Regions from separate parts of the Homo sapiens genome. Here all the other regions are linked to region 3. A link is a loop called in an ENCODE intact Hi-C map of the cell type or tissue named here. Cell type or tissue: natural killer cell. All regions are shown on one strand. Each heading gives the region's core, and the rest is flanking DNA. Links, peaks and the distances in the headings are about the cores only.

Region 1 (10,304 bases), core at 3,218-8,217, 330 kb after region 3:
AAAAATAAAAGAATAGCTGAGTCAGTCTGCTCACTCACTGCTATATACATTAAGTAGTAGTGTTTACTCTCAGAATTAAACCTCAAAAAATAGCATTCTTTTCAAACAAATATCTATTTTGTATATGTCTAATGTGACTTTCTGGAAAATTCATACAAATAAATGAAGAGAAATAAGTAAACATGTGAATATATAGAAATAAATGGATACATGAATTAAATAGAAAAGATTATGGCTGGGCACGGTGGCTCATGCCTGTAATCTCAGAACTTTGGGAGGTCAAGGCAGGTGGTTGGCTTGAGTCCAGGAGTTCGAGACTAGCCTGGCAACATGGCAAAACTCCATCTCTACAAAAAAAAAAATACAAAAAATTAGCCAGCTATGGTGGTACATGCCTGTGGTTCAAAGTACTTGGGAGGCTGAGGTGAGAGGGTTTCTTTGAGCCCCGGAGGCAGAGGTTGCAGTGAGCCAAGCTGGCGCCACTGCACTCCAGCCTGGGTAACAGAGCAAGACTCTGTCTCAAAAAAATAATAAAAATAACAAAGAAAACAAGATTATTAAAACCAAACTAAGCATTAAACTTAAGAACCACTGCAGAAAAACATGTTCAGTCCTCAGAAGATAGCAACATTTCAAAGTACCTTCCCAATTAAAAAAAAATCAAATTTCTCTTCCAATTTGAATGCTAAATTGGGCCTCTTTCCTCTCTTCCTCTTCTCTGACTCTCTGCCTCCTTCCTTTCCTTGTTTTCTCTATTCATCCATTAACAATTAAATATCTACTGAATATTTACTATATTCACAAACCTGAGGCTCAATCCCAATCCTAATTGATTTCTCATTATATTTGAGGAAGAAAGACATGTAAAAAAAATTACTTCGGTATCCCTTGGATTGACTGAAGCACCAAATTTACTTAGCTTTACTCACAACACTTACAAATGCTTCATTTTAGATGGTGTAGTCATTCATAGCTCTCCCACCTTCCCTGCCAGGGATCCCCAGCTCCCAATTGCCAAGCCCATGCTCCTCCTTTCTTCTTTGTGACTTTGCTTTTAACATTTAGTTGCCATCAAATAAACTGACACCTGGCAGGTCTCTAGTACTTCCTTAAAGGAGCCGGACTCACTGCCAGGGCACAGAGCATCTGCTCTTCCCAGCACCCCCCTCCAGAGGCCTTTGTTCTTCCCTTTAATAGTCCCTGAAATGCAAAATTGAGAATGGGTACTGTAAACTATTCCATATAAATTAATCTTTAATAACTTTTTATTTTATTTATTTATTTATTTTTGAGATGGAGTTTCGCTCTTGTTTCCCAGGCTGGAGTGCAATGGCGCGATCTCAGCTCGCTGCAACCTCCGCCTCCCGGGTTCAAGTGATTCTCCTGCCTCAGCCTCCCAAGTAGCTGGGATTACAGGCATGTGCCACCATACCCAGCTAATTTTTTGTATTTTTAGTAGAGACGGGGTTTCTCCATGTTGGTTAGGCTGGTCTCGAACTGCTGACCTCAGGTACTCCACCTGCCTCAACCTCCCAAAGTGCTAGGATTACAGGCATGAGCCACCTCACCTGGCCTTTAATGACATTTTGATTAAAAAAGCCAAAAAAAAAAAAAAAACCAGACATGGTGGTTCACACCTTAATCCCAACACTTTGGGAAGCCAGGGTGGGAGGATAGCTAGAGCTCGGGAGTTCATGACCAGCCTGGGCAACATGGCAAAACCCTGTCTCCGCAAAAAATACAAAAATTGTTGGGAAAAGATGAGTGCTGGGAGAAGCTGAAGCAGGGCTTGCATGTCTGACATAACATAAAAGAGTGTTGGAACATGTCCAGGTCCAGAGTCTGAAACCTCTCATGGCCTTTGGAACACCAAACTCTGTGCTAAGGGTGGAAGGCTACCCTGATGCGCCATAATCTAAGCTCAGGGCATAAAACCCCTCGTGGCTTGGATAGAATCCAGGGCTCATGGCTCTCGAATGTGTCTAGACTTGCTGGCTCCTTGCTTCTCGCCCTACCAGGCTCCTAGATCGATTGTGTCTCAGAATTGGCCATATAAATGCTAAACCATCACAGCTGTAACTCATGTGCTTAATGCAACGCTCCCTTTCGACCCCCACGTTCTCACCACCTGTTTCTTTGTTTGATCACCAATAAACAGTCTGGGCTTCCGGAGCTCGGGGCCTTCGCAGCCTCCATAACTAGTGTTGGCCCCCTGGACCCACTTTCTCTCTCAAACTGTCTTTTCTCATTCCTTTGACTCTGTTGGACTTCGTCACCCCCACGACCTGGTGTTGGGTCCGATCACCACAACAAAAAATTAGTCGGGCATGGTGGCATGTGCCTGTAGTCCCAGCTACTCAGGAGGTTGAGGCAGGAGGATCGCTTGAGCTCAGGAGATTAAGGCTGCAGTGAGCCGAGATCCTACCACTGCACTCCAGCCTGAGCTACAGGCTGTCTCAAACAAACAAGAAAAAAGAGCAAGACAAATCAAACAGAAGAGTATGAGGCATTGTCCTAAAAGACTTCCCTGGTAGTTTAACTTCAAGCTGCAGAGCATCCTGGCAATTAGTTTTAAGTAGAGGACAAAATAACTTGACATTTCTTTTTTCTTAGGAAGTCAGATTATAATGAAAATCTAAATTGACAGAGCCAAAAAATTCAAAAGATTCAGGAGAAGGGATTGTAGTCATGGCAATGAGAGGAGGAAAAAATAAAGAAGTACAACCAGGTATGTTAAGTAGTGAGAAAATGGAAAGAACAGTGTAGAAGATACACATGGAGGTTTTGTGATAAGGTAAGGAACCTAGAAATAATGTTGAGAAGGAAATAGGAAGAAAAAAAGGCAATTCAGGCTGGGGGTGGTGGCTCACGCCTGTAATCTCAGCAGTTTGAGAGGCTGAGGTAGGCAGATCTCTTGAGGTCAGGAGTTCGAGACCAGCCTGGCCAACATGGTGAAACCCTGTCTCTACTAAAAATACAAAAATTAGCTGGGTGTGGTGGCAGGTGCCTGTAATCCCGTTTGTACCCACAACAGGGACAGTCTATTTCAAGGGTGGATTTTACCCCCATGCCCATTGCTCAAGGGTCTCCTGAAACTATCTCGGGCAGTCAAAATGAAAATGGTCAGTTTGGGACTCAATGTCCTTGGTCAACTGCCTTGTTCCTGCTTCTTCCAGTTTAACTCACTGAACCCCAGGACTCCTTTTCCTTGAAAAGGTGGACATAGAAAACTTATAAATAGGCTATTTATGAGTTTATAAGTAAATTTCATATACAATAAATAAACAGCCTATTTATAAGTTTTCTATGTCCTCTTTTTTTAAAAAAGTGTTATTTCTTCTCCTCCCTCCTTTTCTTCTGACCATTTCAATACGATATTACACTTACTTCTTTTTCAAGAGTACAATCAGAGAAAAATTCAATTAAATGAATTTTAGAATTAATCCTGAAACCAAGTTTTGGTATTTTTAAACTTATCATTTACTTGAATTTTGAATTGTCTTTTTTCGGAGGGATGGAATCTCACTCTTCTGCCCAGGCTGGAGTGCAGTGGCGCCATCTTGGCTCACCACAAACTCTGCCTCCCGGGTTCAAGCGATTCTCCTTCGTCAGCCTCCCTAGTAGCTGGGAAAAGGAGTCCTGGGGTTCAGTGAGATAAAATGGAAGAAGCAAGAACAAGGCAGTTGACCAAGGACACTGAGTCCCAAATTGGCCATTTTCATCTTGACTGCAGGAGATAGTTTCAGGAGACTCTTGAGCAATGGCATGGAGGTAAAATCTACCCTCGAAATAGACAGTTCCTGTCGTGGGTACAAATGGAGAAACCTTGGAAGAGAAGAAAAAGCATCTCCAAATGTGGGAGTCAAGAAAAAAAATGGCATAGGAAGCAAAATTCAGCTGTGTATGTTTATTTGTTTGCTTTAGGTTACCTGTGGGTCATCCCTCTTTATTTTACCCATAGCGGCTCTGTGTTCCATTGCATTCACTTTTGTTACTTTATTGGACATCCATGTTTCAGTTCTGTATCCTATAACTCAGCATCATCTTTAGTAGAAAAATACAGCAGAATGTGATGCAGGACAGGCCAAACAGGAAGGTCTCTGGACTGTCCCAATATTGATTCAACCAGAGCATCTCTGATGTTGCTTTTTTGATAGGTGGAAATTTTATATACAATTTCATTTAGAAAAAAAGCAATTGAGCAATGAAAATATTTGGAAGCTAGTCACCTGACAAATTCCATTCACTTTTTAAAAGAGGGGTAACAGGCCGGGCACAGTGGCTCACACCTGTAATCCCAGCACTTTCGGAGGCCGAGGCGGGCAGATCACTTGAGGCCAGGTGTTCAAGACCAGCCTGGCCAACATGGCAAAACCCCATCTCTACTAAAAATACAAAAATTAGCAGGGCATGGTGGTACAGGCCCGTAATCCCAGCTGCTCGGGAGGTTGAAGCATGAATCCTTTGAATCCGGGAGGCAGAGGAGGCTGCAGTGAGCTGAGATCCTGACACTACACTCCAGCCTGGGCAACAGAGTAAGACTCTGTCTAAAAAAGCAAACAACAAAAAAAAAAGGTGGACACAGTGGCTCACACCTATAATCTAAGCACTTTGGGAAGTCTAGGTGGGTGGATAACCTGAGGTCAGGAGTTCGAGACCAGCCTGGCCAACATGGTAAAACCCCATCTCTACTGAAAATACAAAAATTAGCCAGGAATGGTGGCACGCCCCTGTAATCCCAGCTACTCGGGAGGCTGAGGTGAGAGAATTGCTTGAACACGGGAGGCAGAGATTGCACAATTGCACTCCAGCCTGGGCAACAGAGCGAGACCTCACCTCGAAACAAAATAAATAAATAAATAAATAAAAGAAACAGCTCAATATAGGTGAATTAAATTACATAAGAAGGAAAAAACTTCAAGTTACTTGTAGAGCTTGGAATTTCAGAGTCTACGTTCTACCCAGTAAATGCAGCATGTGGCATTGCTGCTTCTGACTCTGTCACTGATGGACTGTATGACTTTAGATATATTGTTTAATTTTCTATGCTTGCTTCTTCACCAGTAAAATGATAATGGGTCTTAAATCTCTGTTGGGATCCTTGTATGGCAAATAAGGTAAGTACAGAAAAACTGATAAAAATAGATTCCTTGTGGTGTTTGAGCTCAGCTAAGCCAGCATGAGTTAACCAAAATGATGTGGCAAAATCAGCAGGCATGAATGAGGTGACGGTGCCATCTGCTGCTTCGTTTTAGGAATTTCAAGGTAAGTTAGAGGAATTTAATCTATTTTATTCATTTGCAAGTAAAACTGAAAAATTTCTGCAGGCTAGACCTGTCTCATAATAAAAATGGCACTTTCATTCTGCTAAAAGGCATCTATGGTTCTTCATTCCTAAGGAATTATCATCATTAGGAGTTAGCTTCTATTAAGATCACCTGTTAGAGTTCAATAATTACCATGTACATTTATTTTTAATTTTAAATTTCTGCCACCATCAGTTCCTAGAAAGAAGGGAACATATCTTGCTCAGTACCAACTCCCAGTGCCTAGAGTGATGCACTGACTACATTAAATGGATGAATAAGATCATATAGCTAGCTATTTTTAATTTGTTTATTTTCTTCCTCCATACCACACTGTAGGCACCATGAGAACAGGTTCTAAGTATATTCATTACTGTCAACCCTGTTAGCACTAAAGAAAGAAGGTATTCACTAGAGCGTTGATAAATAAATGAATTAATTAATGAATAAACCAAAAATGAGAAAAAAACAATTCTAATCCATATATCTTTGTAAAAATAAGAGTGAAGGGGAAATCAAAATATCTGAAGTTGTTATTTTTTATCTAACTTACTGAAGTATATATTCAGCCTTTTAAAAATTACACAGCTGGTCAGGTGCAGTGCCTAACACCTGTAATCCCAGCACTTTGGGTGGCCCATGTGGGTTGATTGCTTGAGGCCAGGAGTTCGAGACCAGCCTGGCCAACATGGTGAAACCCTATCTCTACTAAAAATACAGAAATTAGCTGACATGGTGGTACATGCCTGTAGTCCCAGCTACTCGGGAAGCTGAGGCACAAGAATAGCTGGAACCCAGGAGGCGGAGGTTTCAGTGAACCAAGATCGTGCCACTGCATTCCAGCCTGGGCAACAGAGCAAGACCTTGTCTCAAAAAAAAAAAAAAGTACATAGTAGATATCCTGTAGCATTTTCAAAATATAACAAAGTAATAAGACAGGCATAAGTAATTATTTTAATTTGTAAAAGGTTTGGTATTTATTGTAAATAAATAAGACAGTGTTGTATAAGCTTACCGAAGGCAGACAATTTGATATTTATGAATATACTGAGATAGATTTCTGCTATCAGTATTATAGGATGCTTTACTGAATTTGAATTATTTATAATATTGCTATTGGATTGTATGTTATCTGAGAGTTGAGATACAAATTATCTATCAGCTGTGCTGTTAAAGGAGTAAAAGAACTAGGGAAGATCTGAGACATTTGACTGTTTGTTGGAATATAACATGGACCATTAAATTTAACTGTGTTGTCACCAAAGTTCAGTTTAATAATTATCAAAGCCCTCAGATTTCCTTATGGTCCACATACAAGTCAGATGGATGATACTCCTACTTAATTCTGTGCTTCCCAACTCTGTCAATGCTTAGAACTCCTCAATTCTTTTATATATATATGAATAACAATTAAAATATATGCATATGTAAAGAATAATATTAAAAATATACCCATATATTTTTAATTTACTTCCAGGAAACGAGTACTCCATCAGTAAAAATGGCACATTTTTACAGGTGTTATCCATCATGGGATGAGGGGGATCATGGAAAAGTGGAGATTAAGAGGATCTGGGAGATAAACACAGATGCAAAGGAAGTACATTTGAAGATATTAATATAAAGATGGAATGTCTTAAATTTGCTCATTTTACTTGTTACATTTTAAAAACTTGAACAGGCCTGGCGTGGTGACTCACGCCTGTAATCCTAGCACTTTGGGAGGCCAAGGCGGACGGATCACCTGAGGTCAGGAGTTCAAGACCAGCCTGGTCAACATGGTGAAACCCTGTCTCTACTAAAATACAAAAATTAGCCATGCATGATGGCGGGTGCTTGTAATCCCAGCTACTCGGGAGGCTGAGATGGGAGAATCGCTTGAACCCAGGAGATAGTGGTTGCATTGAACCAAGATCACGCCACTGCACTCCAGCCTGGATGGCTAAGTGAGACTCTGTCTCAAAAAAATAAATAAATAAATAAACAAGCAAAAAACCAAAAACAAAACAAACAAAAAAACCTTAAACAATAAATTCAGGAAAGTATACACATTCTGCTAAGCCAGCACAGCCCAAAGTTTACTGTATGAAATACTCTAAGGTAATTGGATATTTGAAATTACATTCACTTATATACCATCTGTTCCCATACCAACTCAAGTTTTCTTTCAGAGCCCCAATAAACCTCAGACAAATCTCCACAATTAAAAAAAAAAAAACTGCAGAAATGCTGGATGTTACTTTTTATGGTTAGTAAAAGAAGGGCCAAGTCAGGATATGTTCCACAGCATGCTATTTTAACAACAACAACAACAAAGAATCCAAAGCAATGTTTACCAGTGCAATTAAACCTAATTAACAGGTCCTTTAGATTATTTGACCAATATGTTCTAAGAACTTAAGAATCGACAATCAAAACCAGAATATTTATAGGGCCTTAAGAAGATAAAAAAAATTAAACAAATATATGAGTAGCTAACATTTCTTGAACTCTTACCAAATTCTAGGCACATTGTGAAGGACTTTATAAACATCATTCCATTAAATCCTCAAATATCTCTGAGGTAGCTATTAGTGGTATTCCTCTTTCAGTTGAGAACTTCAAGGCATTAAGAGGGTACATAGCTTGCCTTAGACAACAGAAATGTTCAGTAATTAACTGGGATTTGAACTCAGTTCAACTTCAGAGCCCTTGTGCTTAACTATCATATTTATTTCTCATTACAGAAATGCATGCATGAACAATAGTTTATTTACATCAGGAGTCAGTAAATATCTTCTGAAAAGGGAGAGAGGGTAACCATTTTAGATTTTGCAGTCCACTTTCAGTCTTTGCTGCACATATTTTTAATAACCCTTTTAAAATGTAAAAATTAGTCTTAGATCACAGCATGCACATAACAGCCCTCAGGCCAAGAGCTGAAGTTGTAGCCCTGATTTAAATGATATAGTTGGGATCAAAAAGCAGTATATGAACTAATAGAAAGAGTTATCCCCAGGATAGATCAGATCATGGCAATTGCCTCTGAATCTAAGGTTTAAGAAAATAATGCACCAGTGTCTATAAGGATTGAAGACAGAAATAGTAAGGGCGAATGGGCAATGACTCACAGGCACTATCAGCTTGGCTAAAGAAGATAGCTCTGTCATCAACTTTGAAATAGAAACTACCAGACACAAAGTCAAGAATCCATCTTTCAGTATTGAAGTACAATTTTTTTCCCCAGGGATACTCTCAGTTCAACTTATCTTTGTTCAATGATATCAGTAGCCCTAACAGAAAGAGAAGCTTAAATACCTAATTACAAAATAGTTATCTTGAACTTTTTCTTATAGCCACAATAGAGTAACAAGGACTCAATTCACCTTCCAAATTAAAACAAACAAAAGGATATACATATATAAAGCAATAGTTTTTAAAACACTGGCTATCAAGTAATCAAGGACAGTGATTCCTGAGAGATGGAAAACAAGCAAGGTGAGCTCTATAATCGCCCTAGCTTACCAAGTTTAGAATGTTTCCAGGCCACACACAGGGAAGGGGAACTGAGGATGAGGCTAGTAAACTCCATGGATTAAAGATATATAAAGCTGAAAGCCAGAGAAGAAAAAGGCAAACAGAGTTCAGAGGAGAGTACAAGAGAAGAGTAGGCTGCATCAAGAAAGAACTCAGAGATCTACAGAGGATCTTGCTTGAGGACTCAGCAGAGTTCAGATCAAAGCACAAGTGTGAGGAGCTACCAGAGGGTCCAAGGAAAGAAACATCCAAACTGATTAGAGAAAACACTTCCCAGTGCTCACACACAGCAAGGAACAGTGCCCTTTCCCAACATCAAGGCTGGAAAAGATCATAGTTCAGTGAGGCTTTCAGTAGGATATTCAGAAACTCTTGCCTTCATAGTGGGAAATAATTAAGCCCCAGAATGAGAAATTCTTTAATATTGCCTATCATAAAAACAATAACAGAAACGTCACACTGTTTCTATGAAACTTAAACATATCTCATAATAAAACTCATAGGAGCACAAACCTATTTAGTATCGACCAAGGTAAAATGAACAATGTCTGGCTTTCAATCAAAGATCAGCAGGCATGCAAAGAGTTACAAAAATATGACCCATAATGGGGAGAATAATAATCAAAACCAACTCAGAGGTTAGAATTAGAAGATGTAGACATTAAGATAATTAATGTGTTCAAAACACATTTATATATTTTAAAAGTTACATAGAGATGTAGAAGACAAAAAAAAAACACCAAAGTACACTTTTAGAAATGTAAATGACAAAAGATAAAATTAAAAATACACTGTAAGGTATTAATGGCAGATTGGACACCCAGAAGGAAAGACTAGTGAACCTGGAGATATAACAAGAGTCACTATTAAAAATGAAGCCCCGAGAGAATATAATTTTAAAAGGAAAAGAAAGAAAGGGAAGAAGAAAGAAAAGTAAAATAAAAGAAGGAAGGCAAGCAAGAAAGAAGGAAAAGAGGCCAGGCGCGGTGGCCCACGCCTGTAATCCCAGCACTTTGGGAGGCCGAGGCGGGTGGATCACGAAGTCAGGAGATCGAGACCATCCTGGCTATCTAGGTGAAATCCCATCTCTACTAATAAATACAAAAAATTAGCCGGGCGTGGTGGCGGGCACCTGTAGTACTTGGGAGGCTGAGGCAGGAGAATGGCATGAACCCGGGAGGTGGAGCTTGCAGTGAGCCGAGATCGTGCCACTGCACTCCAGCCTGGGCGACAGAGTGAGACTCTGTCTCAAAAAAAAAAAAAAGAAGGAAAAGAGAAGGAGAAAGAACAGAAAGTAATAGAAAGGAAAGAAGGCAGGGGGAAGAGAAGCGGAAAGTAAGAGAGGGGAGGGGACGGGAGGGAAAGGGCAGAGCAGAGCATTAGGTTGCTGGGAGATAATTTCTAGCGCCTAATACGCGTGTATTAAATCCCTTAACAGTGTGTGGGAGTGGGGTAGAGGTTGGAGCAGAAAACATATTTGAA
Region 2 (10,304 bases), core at 1,748-6,747, 93 kb after region 3:
TTTTAATGTTAGAAACAAGTGCTCAGTGCCGGGCAACCCGCTCGGGTCCCCTTCCACACTGTGGAAGCTTTGTTCTTTCGCTCTTTGCAATAAATCTTGAAAGAAAAAAAAAAAAAGAAAGAAACAAGTGCTCAGTGCCACAAAGAAGAACCAGCATTGAGACAAAGGATTTCTCAGCAAGGCAATTTACTTCTGTAGAAAGGTGTTGCCTGCATCAGCCACCATCGCAAGAGCACACTGAACAAAGGAGAGTAAGGGTTTTTATTCCTAATGCAGTCCCTGCTTCTGTATCATTCCCCATTGGCTGGAGTTAGACCACACAACCTAAATTAGTCCCAGTTGGCTAAACACTTAAACTTTCTATATAAGGTAGACACGTGTTGGGGGAGAAGGAGGGAAGGGAAGAGGTCTGCCTGTGGAGCACGAGAAGGCTAAACTTTTTCTGAATAAGGAAAGGAATGTAGAGTGAGGCTGAGACATGTCTGGGTGTGTCAGGGCACAGCAAGAACAGGAGGGCTGTTTGCAGGATAGAAGCAAGAGAGTACAAGAAGTTTTGGCCTCTGAACAAAGAACAAGGACATTACACAATTAAACCCTTTGAAGAGGAATTTATAATCTCTGGCAATTTCCCTCTTTGTTTTTTTTTTTAATAATTCCTCCTCTTCAAATTTTTCTAACATAATTTGGCTTTGCTGTTCTTCTTGATCACCTAGGAATAAGAATATGGAGAAGGAGATGTAGGGGAGGTTTTTGTGAGAGCTGTTTCTATAAGCCTTTGTACTAGGCCTCGGGCACAGAATACAATATAATATCCTACAAGAATAAGCACACCTATTATAACAGCAAAAGAAGTAAGGATTGAGGACATAAGTCCTTCCCATCTGCTGAAACATTTTTCCATTAAATTAGTGAAGGGATCATTTATTCCTGAATTCTTAGCTAGTTCATTGGATAAAACAGGAAGACATTGTGATGCTTTTGTTATGGTTCCACTGGAAGCAGTATTATTAGGTATAAAAGTAGAATATTGAGTTCCAATCATGACACAGACCTCACCCTTATCTGCTAGTATCATATCTAATGTTATTCTATTTTCCCAAGCCATTTGGCTGGTGGGTCCTAACTGTTTAGCTGTTCATTTAATAGCATCTTTAGTATAGTTAACAAATTGTTGCTGGTTGTAATAGATGTAATTTATCCAATTTACATTTTTATTTATAGTTAACCACCAGAATAGTAGGGACTCAAACCCAGCAATTATTTGATTTTGGGACTTAAATTCATCTGGGACTCCTCTCGGGACTCCAATGGCATCTATATAAACATGAGGGTCAAAGGACCCATGAGGGACATCTCTTGTTTTATGATGCTTTGTTTTTATCCTTTTTGGTTAATGAAATGCCAGGGTGAAAGGGATGGCCAGTTGGATCAGAGTGCAAGTGCTGCTCTGCTCCAGCTACTTGGCAAAGTGTTCAGCAATGGTCCGTCACAATACTACCATACATCCACTTGGCAATGGATCAGGGCAGACTGATTGGTTAGCTCTTGGAATGACTTAAGCTCACTGCATCCCTTTAGGTCTCCCAGAAATGCTAAGTTTTCTCTCTGTCATGAGAGACACAAGGTAAAACTGGCATCAGGAGATGGAAGCTGGATGGACCTCGGGGACTGACCCACAGGGTGCTGGACTTTGGGGAATAGCAGAGAGAGAGCTCCGCATGATTCATGACCCCAGGCTGTGGGGTGTTGGGAGAGAGCTACCTTACAATTTGTGCCTGGTCGGCTGGAGGACCATACGAGTGGAAACGGGATGATTTAGGCCTCTGGCCTGCAGTGCACGCAAGTGTAACAATCGTTTTTGTTTAGACTGCAGATGGAATATTTAATCCTTTCCAGCCAGGCATTTGCATCTTTGTACCCCATCTCTAGAGCTATGGTCTGCCTTAAATCTTTTACCTCTACAACCATTACCTTAGTTGGGTGGTTCTAGAGATGGGAGGAGAGCGCTGAGCCTGATATGTTTGGGCACAGTGTTGGGTCCCACATGTTCTCCAGACTCTGGGTCTGGATTTCTTTATTGTTCTTAGCTGATGCTCTAGCTAACCTCAGAGAGAAGATTCCTATGGGGTCTCGTCCTGTAACATTTGCTCCTAACCAATACCATTCAAATATGGAGGGTTCTTGGGCCATTGTTTGGAGATTATCTATAATTAGCAATAAGGGGTTACACTGCAATGACTTACAATTTGGTGGGGTGGGACCATGAATAAGTTGGAGTTTCTGTTTTAGTCCTTGCAACTACTTTGAAAAAGGGGGCCTGGCTGTCCACCGTCCATGTTGGGTGGTCTGCCAAACATCTGTCCAGTCACCACAGGGACTTTTTAAGGCTCCATACTTATACTTGGTTGACTCAATACGGTATGGACATAAATACTTATCTACATTTGATAGCTGCCTTTGAGCTTGTTCATCTCCACATGAGATAACTGAACAAGCATCAAACTCGAGGGTTAAGGGATGATTAGTTTGAGTCACATTGATGACGAGGTGACTTTCTGCTGGAAAGAAAAGGGAAAATAAACAAGTGATTATTAAGCCCTTTTTAGAGTTAGTTTGGTGAGGGTAGGCCGTAGGATAACGGCCCATTTTTCTCTGATTGTGGAAGTGTCTCCTTTCACTCACATGTGGTGTGTCCATCTCCTTTCAGCTGTGCGGTGCTTTCTATAATCAGGAGCACTAGGTAGGGTCCTTCCTAAGCTGGTTCAAGTTTTCCTTCTTTCCAGCTTTTGATGAGAACGTGATCCCTAGGCTGGTGCTGATGTGCAGGGAACACCAAGGGTGGCGTCTGTGCTAATAGGCCTTTAGTTCAGAGACAAGAGAAAGTGGAAGACAGTCCACGTACATAGCTTTTGAGGAATTGGTCTTTAGTTTCAAACATAGGAATATCAGCAGTGGAGTGTAAATAAGGCAACCCATATAGTATTTCATAAGGAGATAAGCCAATATATTTTTGATGGGCAGTTCAGTTTCATAACAAGGCAATGGGGAGGCATTTAGTCCATGGGAACCAAGTCTCTAGGACTAATTTGGTTAGGTGGTTCTTCGGAGTCTGGTTCATTCTTTCTACTCTTCCTGATAAAGATGGGTGCCAGGGGGTATGGTATTCCCATTTTATTTCTAATACTTGGGCTTTTTCAAAACATGTACAGTGAAATGAGTCCCATTATCTGACTCAACATTTTCTATTAATCCAAGCTTAGGTATAATATTTTCAGTTAATGCCTTAACTACATTATTAGCAGTCACATTTGAAAAGGGAATAGCTTCTACCCGGTAAATGAGGTGATCCACTATTACTAATAGGTATTTCAGGCAACCGATTGGAGACATTTCTGTGTGATCAACTTGAACACTTTGAAATGGTGTTAGTCCTGGATTTCTTCCCCCAAGTGGTGATTTTCTTGGAGCCCACTTATTAGTTTTGTTTTTTTTTTTTTTACATATTAGACAGCTATCTCTAACTTGTTTGGCTAGGGTATAAATTCCTATACACCCATAAACTGCTGTGTCACACATAGTTTGGGGTCCCCAGTGGGCCCCTTGATGCAGCTGAGACAAGATTTCCCTCATGAGGGGTTTCGATAATATTTCCCTTTGATCTGGTAATACCCATTTTCCTTCTTGGTTTTCTGTAGCTCATATTTTGATTAATTTTTCCTTTTCATTGGGAGAGATAATGGGGACTGCAATAGGGGGAGGAAGACAAGGGGTTAAGTGAAAAACAAGCACTTCAGAGGAAATAGCAGCCTGTTTGGCTACCTGATCTGCAAGGTTATTTTTCTGACTTTCAAAGGAAAAGCCTTTTTGCTGTCCTGGAACATGGACAATAGCTATCTCTTTGGGTAACTGGAGAGTATTTAGTACTTGGGTGATTAACTCTTTGTGGATGAGATCTTGGCCTTTGCGGTTAATAAGACCTCGTTCAGTCCAAATCTTCCCGAAGGTATGAGCTACCTCAAAGGAGTACTTAGAATCAGTATAAATGGTCCCTTCCTGGTTTTGCAAGCATTTTAAAGCCTGGCTTAATGCAAGCAGTTCACAAGTTTGGGCAGACCAATTATTAGCCAATCTTCCTGACCCGATTTCTACTAAAGCTTCTCCATCTATTATTGAATACCCATTATGTCTTTTTCCCTCAATTACCTGGGAGGAGCCATCTATAAACAAATACCACCCAGTTTTGAAAGGTGTGTCTTCTAAATCTGGTCTGACTTTTGTGTGGTAGTTCATTAAATCTAAACATATGTGTTCTCTTTTTAGGTTTGGATACCCTGTTAAGAAACCTGCTGGGTTGAGTGAGTTATCAGTGGTTAGTGTTAAATCATTTCTTTCTATTAGAATAGCTTCGCATTTTAAGATGCTTGAGTCAGTGAGTCACCTCCCTGCCTTTTGGTTTAAGATAGTTCTAACTTGATGGGGTAAGCTTACCACTAATTTTCCCCCAAAGGTTAACTTCCTGCTTTCTTCAGTCAGTAATGTGGTTGCTGTGATAGACTGAATGCATTCAGGCCACCCACTTGTACTAGGTTTAAAACCTTTGACAGGAAGGCTACAGGCTGCCTGTGGCTTCCGTGTTCCTGGGTAAGTACCCCTAAAGCCACCCCATTATTCATGTTAACAAAAAGGTGGAATGGTTTTTCTAGGGAGGGTAAAGCTAGAACAGGGGCAGTTATAAGCATATGTTTTAATTCTTCAATTTGATGAATTTCTTCAGAAGTCCACAGAAGATGGTCAGGTTTCCACTGGGTAAATTTTTGGTATAAAAGTTTAGTTTTTAGAGCATATGAATGAATCCATAAGCAGCAATATCCAACTAATCCTAAACATTTTTGGAGCTTCTGCTTAGTTTGAGGCAAAGGTAAGGATCTGATTCCTTCTACTTGTTCGGGTCCCATCCTTCATTTGCCTTTACTTATTAAGTGCCCTAAATATGTAACTTCACGTTCTACAAACTTGAGTTTTCCTTTTGAAACTCATAGTCCTTCCCCTTGTAAATGGTTAAGAAGGTGTGTAGAGAAGGCAGCTACTTTCTCTACATTTTCACCAGATATGAGAAGATCATCCACATATTGGAGCAGACATATGTGTTTTGGGGTATGAATTTATTCTGAAACCTGTTCTAAATTTGGCCAAAAAGGCTAGGGGAATCTGTGAACCCTTGGGGCAAAACTATCCATCAGTACTGTTGTTTCTGTCCAGAATAAGGATCTTCCCATTCGAAAGCAAATATGTCCCGACTGTCCTCAGCCAAAGGACAGGCCCAAAAGGTATCTTTTAAGTGTATTACTGTAAACCATTGATGGTCACGTGGGATTTTGCTGAGGATGGTGTAAGGGTTAGGGACAAAAGGATAAGTCATCTGGACTAATTGGTTGACAGCTCTGAGGTCTTGTGCTAGTCGGTATGACCTGTCTGATTTCTTTACAGGCAGTATTGGGGTGTTAAAAGAGGACATGCAGGGTTCAAGAAGCCCGTCTTGAATGACGCTTTAAATTACGGGCCTCAAGCTTATTCTGCCTTCTAGGGGAATGGGATATTGTTTTCTTCTTACTACCTCCCCAGCAGTTTTCAGCTTTATGTGTTTTGGAAGGACTTGAGGTCTTCCTTGATTTTCTTCTCTTGACCAGACATCAGGATGGATGTGTCTTTCACCCACACTGGTAAGTAGGTTTAGTGAGGTGAGGAATCCCTCTGGGCCAACATGTAAGCTGATGCTTAGTTCTAGCATTAAGTCCCTTCCTAACAGGTTAATTTCTGCTTCCAGGATTAATAGAAGCTTCATATGAGTTGATCGGTTTTTATACTGACTTCTGTTTCTTCTAAGATTTTAGCTTTAAATCCTTCTCCCTTTACCCCTGAGACAGAAAGTTCTGAGGAGCAGGTGATATCAGATGGAGGGAAACAGAGGAGCGGGCTGCTCCTGAATCTACTAAAAACGTTATGAGTTCATATTTGGGTCCCACCTCTAAGTTTATCAAGGGCTCTTGGTGGGACTTGAGATAAAAGAGACAGAGCCCCTGGCCCCCCCTATTCTTCCTCAAAAGTCATGAGTGGAAGGACTTCTTTTTATTTTTCCCATGCGGGACATTCCCTCTTAAAGAGACCTGTTCTTCCACATTTAAAACATCTATTCTGTCTTTTCTCTGTTTTGGGATTCTTTGGCTTGGCCCCCCTGTGTTCTTTATAGGGTCTGGCAAATGAGGTCCCGGATCCTTTAATAGGGGGCTTGAAGCCTCTAAATGGAGGTTTGGGTCATTTATAGATTTTGGCCCCCTGGGGGCTTTGTTTAGAAATGTATTGATTTGGAGCCCCCTGTTGATAGGTGGATAGCATGAATTTTGCTTTCACTTTTTGCTTTTCTTCGTATCTTCTCACATATACCTTTTGAGTTTCTCTGAGAAATTCACTTAGAGGATGATCTTTCCAATCCTCTATCTTTTGTAATTTCTTGGAAATGTCTGCCCAACTATTAGTAAAAAAATGAAGCTTTAACATTCCTTGTCCTAGGGGATCTTATAAATCTAGGCCTGCTTATTTTTTCATTTGCTCCTTTAATCTGTTTAAGAATTCTATAGGCTCTTCATCCTTCCCCTGTTGTGTGCTGAGTGTCTGAGACAGAGTCTGAGTCCAGGGTACTTATTCTTGAGTTCTTTTTATCATCATCTCCCTCAGGTCTTGCAGGTTTTTCCAGTGAGCTATGTTGTTATTGTCCCACCAGGGATCTTGGGCACGGAATTCCTCGTCTGCTGTAGAAACGTTTTAACTGGGGGGTGTTCATGTTCTCAAACTACCATAGTGGCCCTAAGGATCATGCCCCTTTCTCTCCCTGAAAACAGGATGCCCAGGATGGGCATTAACTCAGCCCAAGTATATAACTGGGGTCCTAGAAATTGATCACCGACCTGATCTGCCACTCGATGAGGGTCATCTCACAGCGGCTTGAGTTCTTTTTTAAAGCCTGGAACTTCTGAACTGGTTAGAGGAGCATTTATGAAGCTGATGGCACCCCCTCCCTGCAGCACCTCTTTTAAGGGGCAGAGAGTCAGAGCTGATTCCCCAGGGATAGGGGATAAAGGGAAGTTTTGAATATCCTTTTTACATTGCTCTACCTCACGTTGGAGTCCTTTTAGAGAAGAGTATTTAGGCTGGTAAGGAGCTGGCTCATGGGATGATAATTCCCAAGAATTGGGGTTGTAAGGGGTGGGGAACAATGTGAGCAGGGGAGGGATCTGGAGTGGGGTCTGAGGTGGCAACAGCTGCTTGAGGGGGAGAATTGGGGGTATTGAGTGGAGGAAGATGGTCTAGGGGATCCCATGTGTTGATGGGCTGTCTAGGAATAGGGACCTTTTCTCTTTCAGAGCAGTAAGATTCTAGCTTGCTCCCTCTGATTTTTAGAGGGTAAAGGAGGACAGGTCCTTGCCTCCAACAAAGAGCATACTCTATATCCTCCAGAGACACAGGGCTTTTGTCATTAATATGTTCCATTAAAAGTTAACAAATCCATTCTTCACTGGACCCAAATTTTGGCCAGAAAATTGAGGGTTTGAGGATTGGCTCTCGAGCCCAAATGAAGCAAAAATACTTTATCATTTGCTGCTTTCTTTTATGTTTGGTTCTTTTATTATCTTACCAATATTTTAGCATAATCCCTAGGCAACTATCAGGAGGAATTTCATCATCTGCCTGGCTCTTTATTTTCCCTGTCTTATTTGAAACATTTCCCATCTTGGAGGTTTGGTATGGTGTCTAACTGGAGCAGGCTTTTTCCCTGGAGTTTTCAACCTCCCCTCTATTGGAGGTTTCTAATGCTTCTGGGTGTGTGGGGGCTCAACCTCTCCTACTAGAGATTTCTTGCCCTCCCTTCTTCTAGAAGCTGTGTGTGAGTCTCAATCTCTCCTACTAGAGATTTCTTGCCTTTCTTCTCCTAGAAGCTTAGCTCCCCTTTTACTGGATGTTTCTTGCAATCTTCTCCTTTTGTTTTGTACTCACTCAGCACAGTAGTAGTGCTCGTTACCATTCACACACTTTCAACCTCCAAGATATCCCGACCTCCAAGGAAATACTTTATTGCCCCTGCAACATTTCTTACCTTGTCCTGTGCATAGAGTTACCTGGTTGCCGTGGTAGGTAGGTAAGAATCCTTTCCACCCACGTTGCTGAGAGTGTGGGTTTATTCGTCATGCTGGGGGAGGTCCTGATCCCTTTCCCTCTGAGGCCAACGCAACGAGAGAGTGTGACGCATCTCCTCATGGGAGATGATCTGGGACCCTTCCCCAGAGGAGAAAGGGTATCCCTGATGAGCCCCTATGATTGTTAGAAACAAGTGCTCTGTGCTGCAAAGAAGAACCAGCACTGAGACAAAGGATTTCTCAGCAAGGCAATTTACTTCTGCAGAAGGGTGCTGCCTGCATCAGCCATGCAGCACACTGAACAAAGGAGGGTAAGAGTTTTTATTCCTAACACGGTCCCTGCTTCTGTGTAGTTCCCCATTGGCTGGAGTCAAGACCACACAACCTAAACTAGTCCTGATTGGCTAAACACTTAAACCTTCTATGTAAGGTAGATGAGTGATGGGGGAGAAGGAGGGAAGAGAAGAGGGCCACCTGTGGAGAATAAGGCTAAACTTTTTCCAAATAAGGAAAGGAATGTAGAGTGAGGCTGACATGTCTAGGCATGTCAGGGCACAGCAAGAGCAGGAGGGCTGTTTGCAGGCTAGAAAGAAGAGAGTACAAGAAGGTTGAGCCTCTGAGCAAAGAACAAGGACATTGCACAATTAAGCCCTTTGAAGAGGAATTTATCCTCTCTGGCATGAATTAATGGTGTGATTAGTTCCATATGTTGCCAGACCTTACCAGTTGTGAAGCCAGCAAGTCCAAGAATTCTCAAAACCCCAAAAGTAGTTTATAACCTTAAAACATTTAGCAAACCTTGACTCCAACCTGCATAATTTAGCTCACCTATTTACATTTTAGTGACACCTGCATTTTACCAATAATTTTTAAGGCTGTTTTTATTTCTCAAAGATTAAAGTCATGTGAACTGAAAGTACCACAGCTTTTATCTTCCCCTTAAAAAAATACTTGATCCAAGCACTTTTCTTTAGGACAAATTAATTAGAGCTCTTTTTGTAAACATCACACACAGTATACACACAGACAGGCAGAAGAAAACCCAGTCCCTGGGCCCATTTTTTTTAAGAGACAGGGCTAGGAGAACATGTAGATATCTAACCTGATAGGGTTAGATATCTCATCACCTAAGGCAGGGCTGCTAAACAAAGCCTTGTCATGCAGTTACTGGCCATGCCCCCAGGATGTAAAGCAAGATGGAGGCCTGCAACACAAACCATACAGACATGCAAAGCACACCAGATTGGCTATAGCCCAAGACTAGCCCCACAAATCCTTTTTCACAACAAAAACTTTAGAGAGTACAAACAGTGATAGTTGGGGGGCCTGGCCTTGTAAAAATGTCCTCTAAAAGGAAAAAAAAATGTAAAGGTTAACTGCTGATGGGGTAGAAGAAGGGGATAAAAAAATCAGTTTAAAATGCCTGGGGAAGAACCTCTTATTCTTATGAAAGTGGATGCTCCACCAGGGGAAAAGCTTAATTTTCATCCAATAAAGCTGAAGCCCTTGGGTGGGGAAGGGGAAGGCTGTGGTGGCTTATGGCTGGGAGCCAGCCAGCTGGCTCTGCAGGACCCTTAGGCCGTGAGTCCCAACCCCTGCATGGAGGGGAGGCAGAGTGAGGAGACCCCACTTGCCTGTCCCTCTTGAAAAAGGAAGAAAATGGCCTTTCCCCTGACCCTTAGAGTGACAGGGTTTGGGGGCATGTTTCCCCCACCCTCAGAAGCTGGAGGATGAAAATAGGAGCGACAGTGAGAGGTTTCGAGTCCTCATTTCATTCGCCTCTTCTCGAGCACCCATGTTATGTGCCAAAATTGTTGCAGGACTTTTCCTTAGTTCAGCTAAAGATGGTGTTCTTGTCCTGCCCATGTCCATAAAAATCTATGCTCACAGATGTTTTAGAGGATGAGTAAATCTGGGTTTTATTGGGTGAAAAGCAAAAAAAAAAAAAAGGAAAACAGGATGCTCTGCTAGAGCACTTCCTGCTGACCATTCTAATCTCAGGTTCCACACAGGAAGAGGAGGGACCGTGCTCGCTCTTCTTTGCTGCAAAAGTTGTGAACTTCCCAAGGCTCCACCTCAGTGGGCAGACTGGTGGGAGTTTCTCCCGGGCACTGC
Region 3 (10,304 bases), core at 2,824-7,823:
GTAGACGTTTGAATCAAAGAGCTTTAGGCAAGAGTTGGCAGAGTGCAATATTAAAAATATAGTTAGCTAAGTCTTAGTAAATATCCATATGTGTAATATGAGTAAGCAGGCAAGTCATGCTAGAATGACCTCGTATTCTTGGTGTTAAAAGACTTATCACATTAATGGTTTTGGAAAACAATGAATGTATCATGTATATGATTTTCACTGAGATGTATGCCACAGAATGCTATAATATCTACATGAAAGCAGTGCTACCTCAGGTTAGGTGCCATTAGTTAGGAGAGAGATCATTTTCTATATGCCAGAATGTTTTGCATTTCATTCTCTCTTACTCCACATTTTATAAATGCTTAGGTTAATATATTCAATGTATAGATGACATACAACTTGGATATCTAATACACTGAGTAATAGAATCATAAACTCCAAACATTCTGCATTTCGGAGAAAATTGAGAGTTTAGCGAGATGAATTTTTTAAGTGTATTAAAATCTAAACTGAAGAAGTTAACAAGATGGGAAGAATTGCCTTTATTTGTAGATGTATGCAAGAGCACTAGGGGAAATTCAATGACCAACAAGCTCAAAATAAGATTGTGTGAAGTAATGAATTTTAGGTAAAATCAATACAAATATATCTAAAAAGAAAGGGTGGGACTTTTTTCCTCCATTCCTGGCCCAATTCTTTGAAATAATTTTTATGTGATTGTTTCAAACCATCTTAACTTTCTCTTAGTTTTCCTCTGCATACATGCACATATGTAAATGCCTACTTTTAAGAGTACAGATGAGAAAAAACAGGGATTTGAATTAGTTGAAACCGTAACTTAAGTATTATTTCCAGGAACTAAAGCTACTTAGCCAGAATCAGGAAAAGGGCTGCTGGGAATAAGTTTGTTAACGTAAATTGTTCCAACAGCTGTCATATTGATGTTACGCTTAGTTTACTGGCTCCAGAAGGCAGAATTGATACCAATTCTTGAAAGAAGCATCCATATACCCCAGTTAATTTTGATTATGTCATGAGATTTTGTGTAGTATTCAAAGATAAATTGTTATTATTGTTGGAAAAAGCGGGTTACTTAGATTTAAACTTAGGTTAAGAAAATTGATTTAAAAAAATAAGTTCCACTTTCAAAAGTTGTTATTCTATTGATAAATCTGTTTTTTTTAATGCTGCTTTATTTGATGTAAAACTACTGTTTTGAAAATATTGACTGTGCCTATGGATTAATGTATCAAACAAAATCACCCCATGAATAAATCAAATATTTATTTATTTACCTGAAGTATACAAAAGGAGAATGACATAAAGATCAATTAGCAAGGTTGATAAATCTGCAAGAAACAAGCTTCTCAGTCCTAAATTTCATCATTAAATCACTGAAACTCAGAGTTGTGAATGACAACATCTGAATAGTGAGTGTCAACATAGATTTTCTACAAGCTTGAGGGTTTTTATCTAGGAACAATTCTGTTTGTAGGTCATCCTGGATATATTCAAGGGACCATTATTTTTGGTATTATACAATATAACTTGATGTTCTCATAGTCAAATGTGAATGCATTTCTCATACTTTATCTGAATCCTCCCAAATTAACAATGTGGTCCAAGTATATTCCCAAAATTAGAGTTTCTGAGCCTGAACGGAAGTTAAGCTCCCAGAAATCGCAGGTAGCTGTGTTAATAAGTGGTTAGAATAACTAGGGCTTATCTTTTGTGTGTCCTTTGATAAATTTAAACAAATTAAATTCCTCTCCAAGATAGGTCTGATTCACAAACTTAATGACTATATGCTTAAATTTTCACCTATAGTTTAATGAAATGTTTGTTTTTAAAAGATGTTTGAAGTCTAAAATAGACTCCCCAAACAGTGTCTGACATGTAATAAGTCCTCAGAAAATAATTCATAAATATTGAATGACTAGTAGGATATTAAAATGTGGTCATTCCTGCTGTTTACTTTTATCTGAGGGCACAAATGTCAAGAACAATTCTATAGGTGCTAGACCTCCTATATAGGACATGCTAACAAGCTTGCAAAAGTGTTTATTTCAAATTTCGATCTATCATCTACTTTCAGAGCACATTAAGAGTTTATGAGTGTTCAGAGATTAGGAAGTGAGAATTTTTTTTATGAAGTGACTTGCCAGTGTACTTCCCATTTCCCAATATCTTTCTGTGTCAATAAGCAAAAGAACTTCTCTTTTACCTTAAGCCAAGTTTGGATTCTGTCATATATTGGCAAGTGTCCTCTGGGAGTTGGAGGTTGCAGAGGTGAACACTTTCAGTATGTGAGTTTGTTAGAACTACACATAACCACAGAGTAAAAGCAGATGTGTAGATTAAGCCACACTTCCAGCAATGGTGAGGCTGAAGGGAGTGTTTCCTGTGGGCCGGATGAAGATCTCATACAAAGCAGCCATTTGGGAACCATCCTAAAATAAAATTCACCTAAGACTGCTTCTTACCACAGGCAAGTCAGCCTCAATGAAAAGAAGCTGGAAGTATAGAGTAGAAAGCAAAAAAAAAAAAGGTACCTGGGGAGTTGTGAGGGGTGAGGTACAGTGATTTGCAAGCAGGATTGCCAAAGGAGACATCACACATCAGACAACTGCAGAGTACCCCAGGAGCAGAATTTCTGAAAAACCCATAGAAGTAGTCCAAAAAAAAAAAAAAAAAGAGAGAAAACATTTGGAGTGTCAGCATACAGATTAAAACTGTCCAGGCTGGTAACATCTTTATTCCGTGTTTATTTCTATTCCCTTTGTTTCACCTTCACTCATTCTGGGGATCAGGGTTGGGGAATGGAAAGAGATACTAGAGAGGGAAGAAGCTCATGCAGAGCCCGTTATACTCACTTGCCCCCTTAATGGTCCCAAACTAAGCAGATCCAATCCAAGCTGAGAGAGAGGAAAAGTGTTAAATTAGATAAAAGTTGGACTTAAGATATTAGGCGGAATTGGATCTTTTATTATCTTCATTATCAAAAGACCATGAGATCCACAAAGGAAGGAAAGGAGAAGACTTTATTTTCAGAGGGAAAAATAACCCTAGAATTAGGGAAATGCAGCTTTCGGGAAAATCCGAAAGTTCACTCTCTGAAGAAGTGAGAGGGGGCTGGTATACATGTCTTATACAGTCAGTTTTACATACATACTGAGCAGGGTTGGGAAAATTCTGTGAATACTTATGAATATTCATGAAGGAAGTCAAGCACTAGTGCATTGGGTAAGCAGATGTAACATGCACCCCACGGTCACTTTGGGATGGTGTTTTAACATTAAATCGGGTGGAATTTGGCTCTTTACCTCAAAAGGTGAACTATAGCGTACAAAAATAGTTTGTACATAATCTCCACAAGCTGTCTGTAACTGGTTTAAGGTCTGTGGCCATTCATCAATAAAGAATGTTTATAAGATTGGGTCTGGCCGGGCGCGGTGGCTCACGCCTGTAATCCCAGCACGTTGGGAGGCCGAGGCGGGCGGATCATGAGGTCAGGAGATCACGACAATCCTGGCTAACATGGTGAAACCCCGTCTCTACTAAAAATACATAAAATTAGCCAGACGTGGTGGCGGGCGCCTGTAGTCCCAGCTACTCGGGAGGCTGAGGCAGGAGAATGGTGTGAATCCGGGAGTCAGAGCTTGCAGTGAGCCCAGATTGCACCACTGCACTCCAGCCTGGGCGACAGAGCGAGACGCCGTCTCAGGAAAAAAAAAAAAAAAAAAAAAAAGATTGGGTTCTTTTTCCAATCTGAGTTATGGTAGGACAGTCTGACTTATGGCAGGACAGCAAGGCTGGGGAGAAGGTTGTCCGCTGGCATCAGGCAATCTGTCAAGATATTTTGGAAATTTCCCAGCTATGGTTGTTTTGGCAATGCTTTTCAGTATTTCCTTCCTGTTTAATTATGGGAAGGAAAACTTATGGCAATTAATAACCCTGGGATACCTGACTAGTCCCTCATCCTGCTATCTATCAGATTCTGGTTTCTCATTTGTTTGTCTGTTTCTGTTATTTTACCCACAGGGAGTCTGTTTCATGTTCCTTGGGGTATATTTTATCACCTGAAATACAGAGGATAATATTTATTACCTTAGAGAGAATGGAAAACTTATGGGAATTGCCTATGATGTGGGAAGAAATCAGTCTGACTTCCTAATAAGCAGGGGCAGTTTTGAGACAGAATATTGTTGTTGCTTTCTCTTTTAATGCAGTTTGACCGTATTTGTCAAATCAGTTACTTATTCATTTAATTTTGTAGTGTTGTTTAAGCATTTCAAATGCTTGTACACTTGGAGGATATGAGAGCATTCATCATCAAGAGGTAAAACTTCCATGGGGGATGGGCCGATCACAGAGTGGGTGGTCAGCCATTGGGTTGCCCTCCAGGCTTGGGGGAATATCCTTGCAGCAAAGTGCACTGTGGAAACCTGCTGCCAGTCTCATGGCATTCCCTCTTTTATGTCTTTTTATTTTTTTATTTTTTTAATTAATTAATTTATTATTATTATACTTTAAGTTTTAGGGTACATGTGCACAATGTGCAGGTTAGTTACATATGTATACATGTGCCATGCTGGTTCTTTTATGTCTTAACTGACATATAAATCTAACCAAAAATTCCTTCCTAAAAACCTTGTAGGATTTTAAAATTAATTAATTATTTTCGAGACGGGGACTCTTTCTGTAGCCAGGCTGGAGTGCGGTGGTATGATCAGGGCTCACTGCAGCTTTTAACTTCTGTGCATGTGATCCTCCCACCTCAGCCTCCCCAGTAGCTGGGAGTACAAGCGCAGGCCCCCACGCCCAGCTGGAATTTTAAAAAATAGAATAACAAATTTACAAGGTCGCAATTTCGACTCTTTTCACACATTTCATGATACGGAGGAAGAAAACATTTTTCCCCCGAGAGAGGCTTCAGGATGGCTGTCTACAGGCCCTCAGTACTTTCCTCCACAAAGAAGAACCAAAACACCCAGTAGAAAATCAGACTTGGAATACAGCATCTAAAAGAACACATTCGAATTAAGCAGAGAAGCGACAGGAAAGCTCTGAGGCAGGAAAGAGACAGAGGGGAGGCAGGTAGCTCAGCTGAAACTGTCTGGGAGCCCAGAGACTTCTTAGTGCAGGGAAAGTGTGTCCACATTCCCACCGCAGACTCCTGCAGTCGTAGCCATGGGAGAGCCCTGGGGGCCCCGAGACTAGGATGGGGAGCTGCCTGGAGCCTGCACCGCGCAACAGCACTGTTCCAGGACGGAGCTCAGGCGAGGTCCCACACACCTCCTGGACCAGGCTATTTGGAGCCCAGCCCCAACAAGACTTCATCCTGCCTCGGGTCTCAACAGCTTCCGCATCTCCACATCCCTGGAGCCCCGCAGACATCCTTCACTTCCCCCACAACACCCCACACACCGGGAGGGCTGTAGTGGCACAAGGCTGATTGGTGCCAGCCGTGTGGCTGGGTCCCTGGCACTCTAGCCCCAAAGGTGTTCTACACCCCGGGGGAATCGGCAGTGCAGTGCACTGGGGAGGCTGCCTCCAGTCAAAGGGAGCCAAAACGCAAGCTCCCCAGAGCCTGACAGCCACTTGAGTGAGGTCGCTGCCACTGACAGCCACCCCGACTCCCAATAGCAAAGCAGCTGCGCACCGACAGGCTTTCTCCACCCACTGCCATCTCCACAGCCGGGACTGCCACCACCCAAGCACGCCGCTGGGAGGCGCCTGGGGATTGCCCACTCTGCCAACCACAGCCTGAGCCCTGAGCACAACATAGGGGATTGGGTTGTCTGAGGGTAGGACCACACCACCAAGCAAAGCCTCTCCCAGTGCCTGAGCACACTGCCCAGGGGCCTGGGGATCCATGGCCCTGTCCCACCCGTAGCTCCGCGTATGCTCCTGCACCATCAGGAGGCCTGACTGAAGACCCAGCCTGGCTGCTCGCAAGCCCCACCTACCACAGCCTGTGTGCACCATCAGGAGGCCTGAGGTTGGACCCGCAAAGCCTGGTACGGCCCACAAGTGCCCAAGTGCATCATTCAGTGGCCTGGGGACCGCCTTTCCACCACCGCTGACATCTGCACTCCTTTGGGGGCCCGAGGGCTGCCCGCCCAGCCCACCCTTTGCTGCCACCATAAAAGGTTATTGTAATGGAGGTAAAGAGTAGAATGATAGTTACTAGCAGCTGTGAAGGATGTGTGTGTGTGTGTGTGGGAGGGGGGAGGTATGCAAACATACAATTAGAAGGAATAAGTTCTAGTGTTCAACAGAATAGTAGAGTGACTATAGTTAACGACGATGTATTTTATATTTCAAAATAGTTATGAGAAGATTTGAAGTGTTCCCAACACAAAGAAATAATAAATGCTTGAGGTGATGGATATCCTAAACACCCTGACTTGATAATTACACAACCGATGCATGTATCAAAATATGACATGTACCTTAGAGATACATGAAAATATTATGTACCAATAAGAATATAAAAAAGAAATAAAATGAAACAAGAATACTTTTCTTATAAATCATGATGATAACAAGAACTATAGAAATTGCACCTTCAAATTAACTTGACAAGGCAAATCCTACCTATTTTCTAATATACTACTTTCTAGCTTAAATGTAAAAAGCCAGTTATTTCAATGAATTCAAAATTTATTTGTGGAAGTAACAGAAATGTCTCAACATGCTATGGTTTGATTAATCATTTCTACACTAACTTCTGAGAGAAGATTTGACAAGAGGACTCTGGGATAGGAGCTATCTATATCCAGGATGATTCTATCTGAGCCGCAGATGGACTTCTGTGGATTTTTTGTGTGGTTGAGGTCTATTTCTCTGTCAGCAGATACCACTTGAGTAGCAGGAGACAAGGTATAGCTTGCTACGCACTCCATCTTTCTTTTCTTTGACTCTGTCCAGCTAATTGTACAAAGTGTGTGGATCAAGCAATGACCTAGATTATCATTATATTGGATCCAAGTTATTGGTGTGTTTCTTGGGTTGGCCTAGCATTGTATTTACCAAGACTATGAGGAAAGTGGTGCTAAAATACGCTCCTGTAAATCTCCTGGCTTCCAGGCATAGTCCTTACCACAATGTGTAAGAGCAACCCAATTTCTGCCTGTATGGCTGCTGCGGCTGCTGCTGCTTCTTATTCCTCTTCTTATTCTTCTTCTTTTGAGATGGAGTTTCACTCTTGTTGCCCAGGCTGGAGTGCAATGGCGTGATCTCAGCTCACTGAAACCTCCGCCTCCTGGATTCAAGTGATTCTCCTGCTTCAGCCTCCTGAATAGCTGGGATTACAGGCACACGCCACCACGCCTAGCTGATTTTGTATTTTTAGTAGAGATGGGGTTTCTCCAGGTTGGTCAGGCTGGTCTCGAACTCCTGATCTCAGGTGATCTGCCCGCCTCGGCCTCCCAAAGTGCTGAGATTAAACTGTGAGCCACTGCGCCTGGCCACAGCAATCTTCTTCTCTGCCAGCTGCTTCAATGACTGCGGAGCCCAACGTGCAACAAGGAAGTCTCATCTTCCTGTTCATCAGGATAATGGTCATATTCCTTATTAGAATAATCTTGCCATAGGCATTAGAACCTCTAAACCCAGCACAAACAAGATCTTGGGAAAAGGAGACAATTTTCAAGTGAATTATTAGGTGTACTAGTACAAGGCTACTCCAAATCTGAATCCTAACTCTATGCTTTTGTTCCCATACCTGTACATTCTGGCTATGGCAGAGACAGCAACATATATTGGTAAGGCAAATACCCCCTCTTAAAAAACTGAATCCCACACTTGCAAGCTGTTTTATTCCAACTGGTGTCATTAGTGTGCTTTCAGGAAGTCATTTCAATACCCTGGTTAGCCAGTTACTTAGGGGCAAGTAACTTCTTTTTTTTTTTTTGAGATGCAGAAAACATTCTATTTTTTGATTACATGGCTCAGATAGTTTCATTCAGTGTCATCAGCAATGAACTTCATGAAACATGTTCATCTTTCCTGTCTAGGTAGATGTCACAGTAGCCCTGGTTTTTAAGTGTTGCCTCTAAAACTTGTCCTCTTTCCAGCATTCTCTTCTTTTTTTTTTTTTTTTTTGAGACGGAGTCTCACTCTGTCTCCCAGGCTGGAGTGCAGTGGCGCGATCTCGGCTCACTGCAATCTCCGCCTCTCAGGTTCACGCCATTCTCCTGCCTCAGCCTTCCAAGTAGCTGGGCCCAACACCATGCCCGGCTAATATTTTTTTTTCTTTTGTATTTTTATTAGAGATGGGGTTTCACCGTGTTAGCCAGGGTGGTCTCGATCTGCTGACCTCGTGATCCGCCCGCCTCAGCCTCCCATCCAGCATTCTCTTCTTTCTCTCAACCTGCCACTATTGAAAACTCACTTTTCTTTTGCATTTTGTCCTACGTGTGAAAACTATTGAGCTGAAGTAAGACCCAAGGTAGATCCCAAGGGCTTCAGATCTACCCTGTCAAGGGCACAGAATGGTTAGCAATAGAGCCCCTTGTTAAGGTCAATCATGGTTAATAACATGAATGTTAAATTCTAATATTACTTAACAGTATCTAAATTCTAATATCCTTAATTTCACAAAAACAAACTTTTCTAACACTTCTTACCAGTAAAGGATTTAGCTCACACGAATATACTCTCAGATAACCTTAAGAATTCTGCCTTGCTTTGTAATTCCTGCCAGTGCTGCATAAGCCAGCAGTTCTCAGCATCTTTTTATTCTAGCTGATCTCTAGTTTCTCTGGTAGCTTTTTATCACAGACGGAGCTGTTAAACAGGTCGTAGATTCTCTGAACCAGTTCATCCTTATTTCGCTTGAGATTTTTTTCCAGAGTACTGTTTTGACTTTTCAAGGTCAAGCAAGAAACATCCAGGGACTTTGCGCTTATGAGTCCTAGTCTTGCATTTTTCAACTTTGGCCACACCGGGTTTCTTCTTTGAAGGTCCACGGTTTTTCTGTCCCTTACCAGCAGGTGTTACAGATACATTTTTGGTCTTTGCCTTCCTCTTCCTCAGTGGCTCCACTATATTTTTGGTCTTTGCCTGTCTTTTCCTCAGTCACCCCATGATATTTTTTGGTCTTTGCCTTCCTTTTCCTTGATTATTCCACCACAGGTGCAGGCACTTCCTCAGTTGGCAGCTTCCTCTCTGAAACCTCAAGTTTAGTCTCAGGATCACCTGGTGGTTCACTAAGATTCTCACCAAGATCATGCTCAACCAGCATCATCAGATGAATCATGCTGGCAGACAGCAGCCTCATCCAGCTCTTCTTCATCTGAGGCAGTTTGGTCCTCATCATACGAATCTTCTGCTGGCACAGAAACTTCCAAATCATTACTGTCATCATTGTCATCATCACCATCACTAATAACTATTGGAGGGTTCCTGGATGGTGGGCTGCACATAACAACACTCCAGACTCTCATCGTCACTGCTTATTTAGAATATCTTAGCTTTCTTCTCCTCATAGGAGTAGCATTCATCATCAGAGTCAGAGTTGATCACTACCATAGAGCTGGACTGTCTCTTCTGAGCTCTTCTGGCCATAGAAGACCCGTGGTTCTCATCACTGCTTGAATCAACGTTAAGGATGTATCAATTCTCCTCTGGGTTGTGCAAGTGGCACAGCTCTTCTTTGTACCTGTCCATGTCTGGTCTTGCAGCCTCTGGTGTGGCCAGCGGCAGCTCACCTCCAACTGCCCATGGAATGTGTGTGAGATCCTGAGCAACTGGGCAAGTAACTTCTATAGGCATGAACTGATTGTCAATCTTTCTTTGTTGTAAAATGTCAAATACAATATTGTGTGAGGAACCATGACAATGGATAAGACATTCTGTAACTCTTAAGTATTGATGTTAGTAGAAGCACTGTAGGCATAGAAGGCAAATCTGTTCCTAAAATATGTGATTGTTCCTATGAAGACCAAGCAGCATCTAGTCCAAGATTAAAGAGACTTAAGTAATAAATCTGCCCTTAGGTGACTGGCTGGTAAATCTCCTGGTTCCAGGCATAGTCCATGCCAAAATGAAAATGTTTTCCCCCTAAATTTTGCTTTTATTTATTTATTTTTGTATTTAGAATTAGTCTTAGAATGCCAAAAAAATTGTCAGTATTTTTTTGTCTTCTTCAAGTTATAATATTGAGCAAGTGCAGGTAGCCAACTAGAAGCAGCTAGTGTGTGCTGTTCTCACAGGAGAAATAGAAGGGGCTAGTAAATACAGCACCTTCAACTGAAGCATCCAGTTACACACATTGGGATTCATCAAGAAAACAACTCAATCCGTGG

Evidence for each region. Peaks named below come from ENCODE experiments on the same cell type or tissue, not always from the same donor. Only the 100,000 strongest peaks of a DNase experiment are listed, where the experiment ranks them.
Region 1: it touches region 3 in a loop (13-fold over the local background); 23 of 110 quality-filtered maps call a loop at or near these places.
Region 2: a loop joins it to region 3, with 2.3 times the contacts of the local background. A loop is called at or near these places in 13 of 110 quality-filtered maps.

The regions. Positions count from the first base shown.
Region 1 is chr12:10,134,973-10,145,276 of GRCh38, forward strand. No RefSeq gene overlaps it. Among named protein-coding and RNA genes, the nearest start is that of CLEC7A, 9.9 kb to the left of the region's middle. In natural killer cell, for the core only: a CTCF peak has its summit at 5,247 (motif pointing left); a DNase peak (open chromatin) is centred at 5,229; H3K27me3 peaks cover 420 bases.
Region 2 is chr12:9,902,542-9,912,845 of GRCh38, forward strand. It overlaps a transcript of CLEC2A not described here. Among named protein-coding and RNA genes, the nearest start is that of CLEC2A, 25 kb to the right of the region's middle. RefSeq lists an enhancer at 7,629-8,828. In natural killer cell, for the core only: no CTCF peak of the experiment used is centred there; a DNase peak (open chromatin) is centred at 4,530.
Region 3 is chr12:9,808,652-9,818,955 of GRCh38, forward strand. It overlaps a transcript of KLRF1 not described here and the pseudogene GCNAP1. Among named protein-coding and RNA genes, the nearest start is that of KLRF1, 14 kb to the right of the region's middle. In natural killer cell, for the core only: CTCF peaks have their summits at 5,743 and 5,942; a DNase peak (open chromatin) is centred at 5,680; H3K4me3 peaks cover 1,009 bases; H3K27ac peaks cover 1,328 bases.